Regions from separate parts of the Homo sapiens genome. Here all the other regions are linked to region 1. Evidence: chromatin contacts called from ENCODE Hi-C or POLR2A ChIA-PET data. All regions are on one chromosome and are shown on one strand. Each heading gives the region's core, a stretch centred on a gene start or an enhancer-like site at or near the end of the contact. The rest is flanking DNA. Distances are from core to core; before and after follow the strand shown. Region 1 has its middle 32 kb from the start of MTCL1. Region 2 has its middle 47 kb from the start of NDUFV2. Region 3 has its middle 120 kb from the start of NDUFV2.

Region 1 (2,930 bases), core at 208-2,707:
ACAAAAAGCAACTTTTAGAATATACATTACTCCATATAATTTTAAATAACTAAAGAAACTAAAAATCTGCCAAAAGAAACATGACTGTTAACCACAGTCACCTTCAATATTTCTCTATTCATTTGACTCACTTTTTTCCCAAATTTGTAATTATCACATTATGTTAATTAAGCTTTCTGCTTTTCCCCTTAAATTCTAACATAAGTGATTTGACTGGCTACTATATAGCTTGAAAATATTGTTTTAAATTGTGCTTACATTTTAAATACATAGGCCCATGATACCATCACCACAAATAAGGTAATAGATATATCCAGCCCCTCCAAAATTTCTTGTGTCTTCTTGCTTTTCTTTCTTTTCTCCTTTATTCTTTTCTTCTTTCTTCCTTCCTATTTCTTTTGGTGAGAATACTTAGCATGAGATCTACCTCTCTCAAGAAGTTTTTGAGTGCACAACACCATATTGTTAACTATAATAACTAGGTTCTTTCTTATTTTCTTTCTTTTCTTCCACTTTCTTAGCATAAGATTGCACTATGCTACTTGCTTCTGTCTCTTACTAGTGTGACCTTTTGGGCAACTTATTAACCCTCTCTGTGCCTCAGTGCCTGAGTTCTTCCATTGTAAAATGAGGATAATAATGGTATCTATCTATTTCCATTTTACGTGTGTATTTGATTTGACAAACAATTATATAGCATTCAGGATCAGGACAAGAGGTAGACACGATGAATATCAGTGCATTTAATCCCAAAAGGGCTGTGAAAACTGTGAAAATTGTCAGAATCAATATGGAGTCACTTGTATTAAAAATCCTGGCAAATAGAGCCAGGGAAGGCCACGGAGGAAGGATTTTCATGCCTAAAAGTCCTGATAACAAAAACTATCACAAAAGACTCTGCAAAACCCACAACCTTGCACAAAGGTCATCGCAACCTTACCAAAAAAAAAATTATTCTGTGAGGACATCTGCCCAGGAACTGCCTGTTCAAACTTGGACTGGCACTACCCTGGTTATTGGTCCTTATAGCCAAGGAAAATCATCTCAAAACAATTATGTAATCCTCATTTTCCCTTTAAAAACATTTGTCTTTCTTCACCTCCCTGAATCCACACATAGTTTACCCAAGACATGCATATTCTCATCACAATGCCTATTCCCAAATAAACACCACTTTCTTTTAGCCAGCTTCTCTCTCTGTTTGTTATTTATGTTGACATAATGGTGTCAGAAGTAGGACAGAAGTGAGCTCACCTAGGGTGAATCAGCAGCCCTGGAATTGAATGTGGTACCAGCTGAGCCCTTTGTGCTCTCCACTTTCGTGAGTTGCTCTTTCTGTCCTGGTGAATCTCCTCTTGGATTCTTGGACTACTTCTGTTTGATGGGTTCCTTTTGACCTCATTCAGGATCCGATCTTATTATAAGGCCTCCTTTCATAAAGAACCTTGGGTCCGTCTTGGGACTATAAAAGGTTGTTTTTGTTTTTGTTTGTTCGTTGGCGAGTCCTTTCTGGTATAAGGGCAACGTCTGTCTGGTTTAAGTACTCTGCTTTCTACAGAATTTACATTCTGTCTGTGAGGCGTGTCTTTCGGGGTGACTTCACTTCTGGTTCTGTGTACCTAGTTTAATACTTGGTTTCATCTGCACAGCTGGGCTAAAATTTGTGTGAGCACTCTGATTTTGGTTTCATTTTGGTTTTGTTGGTTTGGGTTACACATGTCCAGAAACGAATTGACTCTTTTTTTCCCTTGCTTGTTTCTGAACATCTTCTGAGAACAAAAATAAACATTCTTTCTTATGTATATATTTATTTATTTTTGAGACATGGTCTTGCTATGTCACCCAGGCTGGACTTGGACTCCTGGGCTCAAGTGATCTTCCTGCCTCAGCCTTTCCAGTTGCTGGGGCTATAGTTGTGGCCTACCATGCTTGGCTCAAAAATAAACATTTTAAATGGTGGGCATGAGATGGTTAATTAAAAGCCACTAGGGTGGTTGCTGCCATCTAAGATACTGATCCAAACTCCTTGATAGGATTTTCTTTTCTCTCAAGAGATTAATAATAAATGAAATGGGTTCCTCAAACATTAAGGAATGCCAACTTTCTAGGACTCCAGCTGGCTACAAGGCTTCCCTTGTGCATGTTTTTAAGTCAGTGACCATCGTGGGGCTCATTCAAGCTCCCCAAGCTTGTTTTTCCCTTAGAACTGAATTTTAAAACTACAACCGACTATAGAGTCAACATGTAGAGCTTCTAAGTTCTCTATCTCTCTCTATTTTTTTCTGCCTACTTCGAATCTGCTGACTTTTTTGCTGGTGTTGAGATAATTTCACTGCTTATGGCATTCCAGGCAAAATTCTTTTTTAATGTCTTAAAGGGCTTTCAAATTAACGGCTTTACAAGTTACAACAGCTGTATGGTAACCAACAAACTAGATACCTTTTGGAAATGTTAATTTAGGTTTGCCTGACTCACAATTGCTTAGAGTGAATAGTTAATTGAAGGATTGATACTCTAAAATAAAATAACTAGATACATGTTTATAAAAGTTGGGCTGTCTTAGATCAAATGGGTCAAAATCTTGAGTTCAGAGCAATCACATAAGCTATCTTTGTCCGGCATACAAATTGCTTTGTCTGCCATATAGGGACTACATGGCGACTGTTTCTCCACCTACATTGACTAGTCAAGCAAACCAGACTAGAAACAAAAGATAGCTTAATTCAAGGCCAGTTGGAGATTTTGTTTTTTGTATATAATTCGGCTAGTCATAGCTGAAATATAAACATTTAAATATTTAACCCTAAACTCACTTGGAGCTGGAAAAAAAGGATAAAAGAGGTATTTTTTAATAAAAAATCCAAAATTTTGGTCCACAGCCTTTGTTAGACTACTTATCAGGAAAAATAAAATTTAGCCATGTGGACAGT
Region 2 (2,930 bases), core at 282-2,781, 380 kb before region 1:
TATCAGCTTCTGAAAATAATTCATAGATGGGGAGGAGTCCTCAGAACTCAGCTTGAGAAGCTATGGTGGCATCCAGCGAACTTACTTTGTAGATGAGGAAACCAAGACTCAGGGAGTCTAAGTGGCATAAGGGCAGCCTGCTAGTCAGTGGAGACCTACGACTAGAAACCAGGTCCTCCCTTCGCCCGCTCTCCTCTCTGGTACCCTATGAAAATGTTTACTTATTTATCTTCTTAATAAGAATAACAAATAACAAAAATTTCGTGCTTTTATTTTTAAAAACATATCAGTACTGCGCATATAGAAAAGTGATATTATCCAAATAAATGTCAAGTTCAGTTCACTTCCTTTCACTCAACTGCCATGACACTTCCATATTTCCCTTTTATTCCAAATATCTTAAGATCCCCTTCGGGGCTTTATATTCTATTTTCTGCCACCCTGATGAGCCTTAAAAAAACCTCATTTGGATAGCTGCTTCTCTGGATCTAGACAGGATTTGAGGGGATTATATTTCCTTTCCAGATTCTTCTCCTTTTCAAATTAATGTTTCCTCTTTAAAATATATACCCTCAACCTATTCAAAGTCTTTTCTTCAGGATGGCTGTTAATAAAACGTGTCTTGTAACAACAGTGTCTATGGCCTCCCTGCAGCCAACTCAGCTCACTGAGAGGCGGCCCTCTATAGTACACTCTGATAAACTTCTTTAGTTTCCTTCTATTGTAGTACCATATTTCCTTAAAAAAAAATCAGCCGGGCGCAGAGGCTCACGCCTGTAATCCCAGCACTTTGAGAGGCCGAGGCGGGCAGATGACCTGAGGTCAGGAGTTCGAGACCAGCCTGGCCAACATGGCAAAACCCTATCTCTACCAAAAATACGAAAATTAGCCGGGCGTGGTGGCGGGTGACTGTACACCCAGCTACTCAGGAGGCTGAGGCAGGAGAATTGCTTGATCCCAGGAAGGGGAGGTTGCAGTGAGCTGAGATTGTGCCACCGCACTCCAGTCTAGGTGACACAGCAAGACTCTGTTCTCACAAGAAAAAAAAAAAAAAAAAGAAAAGAAAAAGAAAGAACATTCCAGGAATGCTCCAATTGTGTTTTTGCTGTACTTTTTGTCTTGCTTGGTGTAGATGAAGCCCTGTAGTGGATACCTGGCAGGCTTTGCCATAGTGTTTCCTTGGTCTAAGGAAGTTCAGCCTTGCACTCAAGTTCTTCACCCCTGGGGCAATTGTGAAATTGACTTTAGTAATTAAAAGTTCTCTTTTATCTTTGTTTACTCTGAATGCTTTAGAATCATTAAATACAAATATTAGAACTGTCAGTGCTCTTTAAGATAATCTACTTAGCCCACCAGTACTTTCTCTTTCTGTCTACAATTGAAAGAAAAATGAGATTTTGGAGTCTCTGTGATTACTTTGCAGAAGAAAGCTATTATGAAGAAATAGTCTAAGGAACTAACTCATGCCAGGTAAGTCAGTGTTTCTGTTCATTTGGTGATGACTAATATTGGCATTCATCTGGCTGTTGTTAAGTGTAACGATTTAAAATTATTATATTGTGTAACCAAAAGATGGCAGTACTCCCTCTTCCTGTTTGGTTTTAGGACAAAATGGAAAGGTCATTTTGTTCTTACTACATTTTTCCCTTTACTCACCACAAAATGAAAATAATGAGTAAAAGTCACATAAGCAAATAAATAAAATATATTCCCAACCTCTTTAGTACAACCCTAATTACTTGATATAGCCATATCTATGCAAAAGAATGCAAGTCATTTTCTTTTCTTTTCTTCACTTGGTTTACTTTTCTAACAGTAGATGTTTGCTTCTATTTGGAACATTTAAAACGATGGCACCAGAAACCTCCATGATCCTTCTCAAAGGAGAGAGAACATGTCAGTTTCACTGAATGGTAGTTCATGTCCATACATGCCAAGAGAATATTGGACAAAAGCAAAATGCAGCAATAGTGATAGTTTATTTTCTGGTCATTACATTTCCCAAAATTATTACTCCACTCACCCTACCCCATCTTTTCTGAGGCATCTATATTGATTTATCCTTCAAATTCCAGCAATATTTTTATTTTATTTATTTATTTTCTTGTGAGATAGGCCACTAGACAAGTAATATTCTATCTAGAATATTACAGTTACACCTAGACCAAAGCTCTGTTTAAATAGAAAACCATACAATTTGGCATTGCAAATAAATAATTTGGCACCTGATGGCACTGAACTCCCTCAAAAATAATTATTCTAATTCATTCTCTTTCAGGTGGCTACATACAAAGCAAAGTTGTGGACATCTGTGTTGACACATTGTATGTTGTAGTCAGATGGGCTTGAATTCCTGCCTAGACCTTGCTAGGCACTGTGATTTGGAGCGAGATGTGCAACTTTGGGCAAGTTTCTGCCTAAGAAAAACGAGGATAAAATATCTAATTCTCAGGCTTGTTTTGAGAATAAGGTGAAAAGATATCTATACTGTGCCTAGCAAACAGTAGGCACTCAGTCAACCTAAGCCTACTTCTTTCCTATTAAGAAGACAAACATGTACATCCACTATTACTGTCAGCTGCTCAATAGAAGAAAATAAATAGGCTATATGTCTATAAATATTCTGTTCCTTTAGGAACAAATATTTAATTGGTTTACATGTTCCACATGGACTATTGTTGAAATCATTCATTCAGCAACTTCTATAGCAGTAACTAACATTTACTGTGTGCCAGGGCCTTTCTAAATGTCTTTACACATATTAACTCCTTTTCCTCGCAGCATCACCAAGAAAAGATGCTATCATCCCTATTTTACAGCAGGAGACTTGGAGTCACAGAGCCGTTAAGTCACTTGTCTGAGGTCACACAGCTAGATGAAAATCCTAGGATTCAAATCCAAGCAGACTGCCTCTGGAGTCTGGGTTCATA
Region 3 (2,930 bases), core at 120-2,619, 310 kb before region 1:
GGAGTTGGGATTTGTACACGGAGCTGACTAGCTGCCACTTTCAGCTTCTTTCCACTTTTAATTAGACTGCTTCCCAGAAGCTGATTAGGCTAAAATTTTATAATAATAAGGAGGACAGGTCTAGACTCCCCTCCCTTCAGGCCCATCACTAGTAGCTCTACTGGATCTGGACTCATGTTGCCTCCTTGGTCCTAAGGGCCAACAGCACAAAAGCTCACAGCACTAAAGATGCGTGATGAAGGAGCTGAACTTTGCCTTCAAGAAAATGTCTTTCTTTGGGGCTTATCCTCTTGTTGGGAGAAGTCTCAGTATCTGCTTCTTCCCCTTCCCCTTGCAGCTTTGTTTTTATTTTTTATTTTATTTTTTAGAGAGAAGATCTTGCTCTGTCACCCCGGCTGAAGTGCAGTGGTGTGAACATAGCTCACTGCAGCCTAGAACTCTTGGGCTCAAGTGATCCTCCTGCCTCAGCCTCCCAAATAGCTGGGACTACAGGTGTTTGCCACCACGCTGGCTAAATTTTTTTTTTTTGTAGAGACAGGGACTTGCTACATTGCCCAGGCTGGTCTTAAACTCCTGGCCTCAAGTGATCCTCCTGCCTTGGCCTCTCAAAGTGTTGGGATTACAGGTGTGAGACACCACACTGGCCTCCCTTGCAGAATTTAAGAGAGAAATCTGAACTCCCCCTGTCATTGGTTGCTTTGGTTGAAGCTCCTTGAGATTGTCTGAGATTGTCTCCACAGTGGTCCTAGCTGCCATCTCAGCCTCTCTCTCAATTAGATATTGAAATACTTCCCCAGAGTTTTTAGCTCCCTTCTAACCAGAATTCTCCTTTTTCCTTGGCAGGCATCTCAGAAACTGTCAGGCAGCAGCTGGAGTCTCTGCAATGGTCTCCCCACCCCTCAGGAATAACCCTGCCTCTCTGCAGATGGCCTCTCAGACCTGCCTTCACAGGAGGGAGGCCTACGTTAGGTAACCATGCCCTAGCTTCAAGGTGGGGTTAAGCTTCAGGGTTCAGGTGTCTGTAGTGAGAGCAGGAAACAAGTGCCAAGGGAAATGCCACTGAAGAATGGAGGGGAATCTTCCAGCCCCAGGGGCTCATAGACCACTCCCTCCTGCCATAGGCACTGTCCTCTGAACGCGGCTCCCAGGGGAAGGGCCCTTCCTGTGAGTCCTGGGTTTATGGACCTGGACAAGTAGGAACAGGAGCAGAGCAAGCCTGAGAATGATTGAAATGCTGCCGTTCTGTCCAGCAGAGCAGAAAACTTGCGCTTGGGGAACTGAACTTTGAGAAATGCAAAGTGCCTGGGTGTTCCAGGATGAGCACATTGGAGCTTAGGTCCCTTCGTTCCTGGTAGTGGGAGAAAGCAGCAGATGGTTCAGCCTGGAGGCAAAGAAAGAGCCCAACAATTACGGGGAAGCTCAAGGTCAGCACAGGGTTAAGGCCAGAATCTAACCACAGATGCATATGATTTCAGCTTTCCACATGCATTTGTGTTGAAAGTAACTGTTGGAAAATTGTAGTCTGCTCATTCCAATAGTTCTTTTAAAACCATCCACATGTTGTTCTTAGTAAAGTCTGTGTCTGAAAACCCCTGTAAGGCTCATCACGCTGAAATGCCACCAAGTACGTCCGTAGGCTGAATTGTACATAGCATGTGAGGGCGCTGTTGCCATCTGTAAAACACAACATTCATTTTAAAATGTCACTTGTCGATCACATCAGTACACTCCGGCCTGGGCAACAGAGTGAGACTCTGACTCAAAAGAAAAAAAAATGTCACTTGACAATAAGGATTTTTAAAATGAATGATACAGGCACTGTTAATGAGACCTATGAAGTTTTCTAATGTTACAATGGCATCTCATACTTGAAAAGGTGGGGAACCGTTGCCTTAAAGATCTAGCTGAGGCCGGGCGCAGTGGCTCATGCCTGTAATCCAGCACTTTGGGAAGTCAAGGTAAGTGGATTACTTGAGATCAGGAGTTCGAGACCAGCCTGACCAACATGGCGAAACCCCGTCTCTACTAAAAATACAAAAATTAGCCAGGTTTGCTGGTGGGCACCTGTAATCCCAGCTACTCAGGAGGCTGAGGCAGGAGAATCGTTTGAACCCAGGAGATGGTAGTTGCAGTGGGCTGAGATCACACCACTGCACTACAGTCTGGACGACAGAATGAGACTCTGTCTCAAAACAGAAACAAAAACAAGTCTAGCTGAGGAGGTTCCTGGAACCAGGTAGAACTGCCACTCAGCCACCTTCATCATTAAGCTACTGTACAGACAAGGGAAGCTACCCTTTGAGTCTGCATCTGTTTATCATGTTCCCTAGTACCTGGTACTGCCCCAGGAGAGGTTTCTCATGGGGCACCTGATATATCTGGTCCCCCTCCCAGGCCTAGGAATTACCAAGGCAAACTATAAAAAACATAATTTTTTTAGACTGGATTTATAAGATTTATTATACAAGCACATAGAAAGTCCTCTATGGTACTTATGAGAAGCAAACAGCCAGTAAAAAGCAACAAAAGCCACATTAACAGTGAGCCTAAGTAGCTATTGGAACAAAAATCAATGCTAGCCTGCCTGGGTGCGGTGGCTCACGCCTGTAATCCCAGCACTTTTGGAGGCTGAGGCAGGCGGATCACTTGAGGCCAGGGGTTCGAGACCACCCTGGCTAACATGGTGAAACCCCGTCTCTACTACAAATACAAAAATTAACCAGGTGTGGCGGTGCATGCCTGTAATCCCAGCTACTCGAGAGGCTGAGGCACAAGAATCGCTTGAACCCGGGTGGCAGAGGTTACAGTGAGCCGAATCGCACCAACTGCACTCCAGTCTGGGTGACAGAGTGAGACTCTGTCTCAAAAAACAAAAACAAAGTAATGCTAGCCTGAATTGATGGGGGTATGAGGGGGTTCTGTAAGGCATA

Evidence for each region. Hi-C counts contacts between places; a loop is a spot of excess contacts on that map. ChIA-PET counts read pairs that join two places held with the same protein, here RNA polymerase II (POLR2A). Pooled maps may share reads with other maps.
Region 2: a loop to region 1 is called in a pooled map, with 2.5 times the contacts of the local background. The contact joins two enhancer-like sites. A Hi-C loop is called at or near these places in 1 of 168 maps with a recorded cell type or tissue (left colon), 1 of 37 single-sample maps with no recorded cell type and 2 of 50 pooled maps. POLR2A ChIA-PET finds 5 or more read pairs at or near these places in 2 of 52 experiments (activated B cell and activated CD8-positive, alpha-beta memory T cell).
Region 3: a loop to region 1 is called in a pooled map, with 2.1 times the contacts of the local background. The contact joins two enhancer-like sites. A Hi-C loop is called at or near these places in 5 of 168 maps with a recorded cell type or tissue (GM11168, HAP-1, Jurkat and 2 more) and 2 of 50 pooled maps. POLR2A ChIA-PET finds 5 or more read pairs at or near these places in 3 of 52 experiments (MCF 10A, OCI-LY7 and activated T-cell).

Annotation. Positions count from the first base shown.
Region 1 is chr18:8,672,323-8,675,252 of GRCh38, reverse strand. No RefSeq gene overlaps it. Among named protein-coding and RNA genes, the nearest start is that of MTCL1, 32 kb to the left of the region's middle. Within about 2 kb of position 1,457, at least 2 of the 41 ENCODE cell types and tissues checked have a DNase peak (open chromatin) inside an H3K27ac peak, as active enhancers do.
Region 2 is chr18:9,054,077-9,057,006 of GRCh38, reverse strand. No RefSeq gene overlaps it. Among named protein-coding and RNA genes, the nearest start is that of NDUFV2, 47 kb to the left of the region's middle. RefSeq lists a silencer at 1,428-1,537. Within about 2 kb of position 1,531, at least 3 of the 41 ENCODE cell types and tissues checked have a DNase peak (open chromatin) inside an H3K27ac peak, as active enhancers do.
Region 3 is chr18:8,981,375-8,984,304 of GRCh38, reverse strand. No RefSeq gene overlaps it. Among named protein-coding and RNA genes, the nearest start is that of NDUFV2, 120 kb to the left of the region's middle. Within about 2 kb of position 1,369, at least 5 of the 41 ENCODE cell types and tissues checked have a DNase peak (open chromatin) inside an H3K27ac peak, as active enhancers do.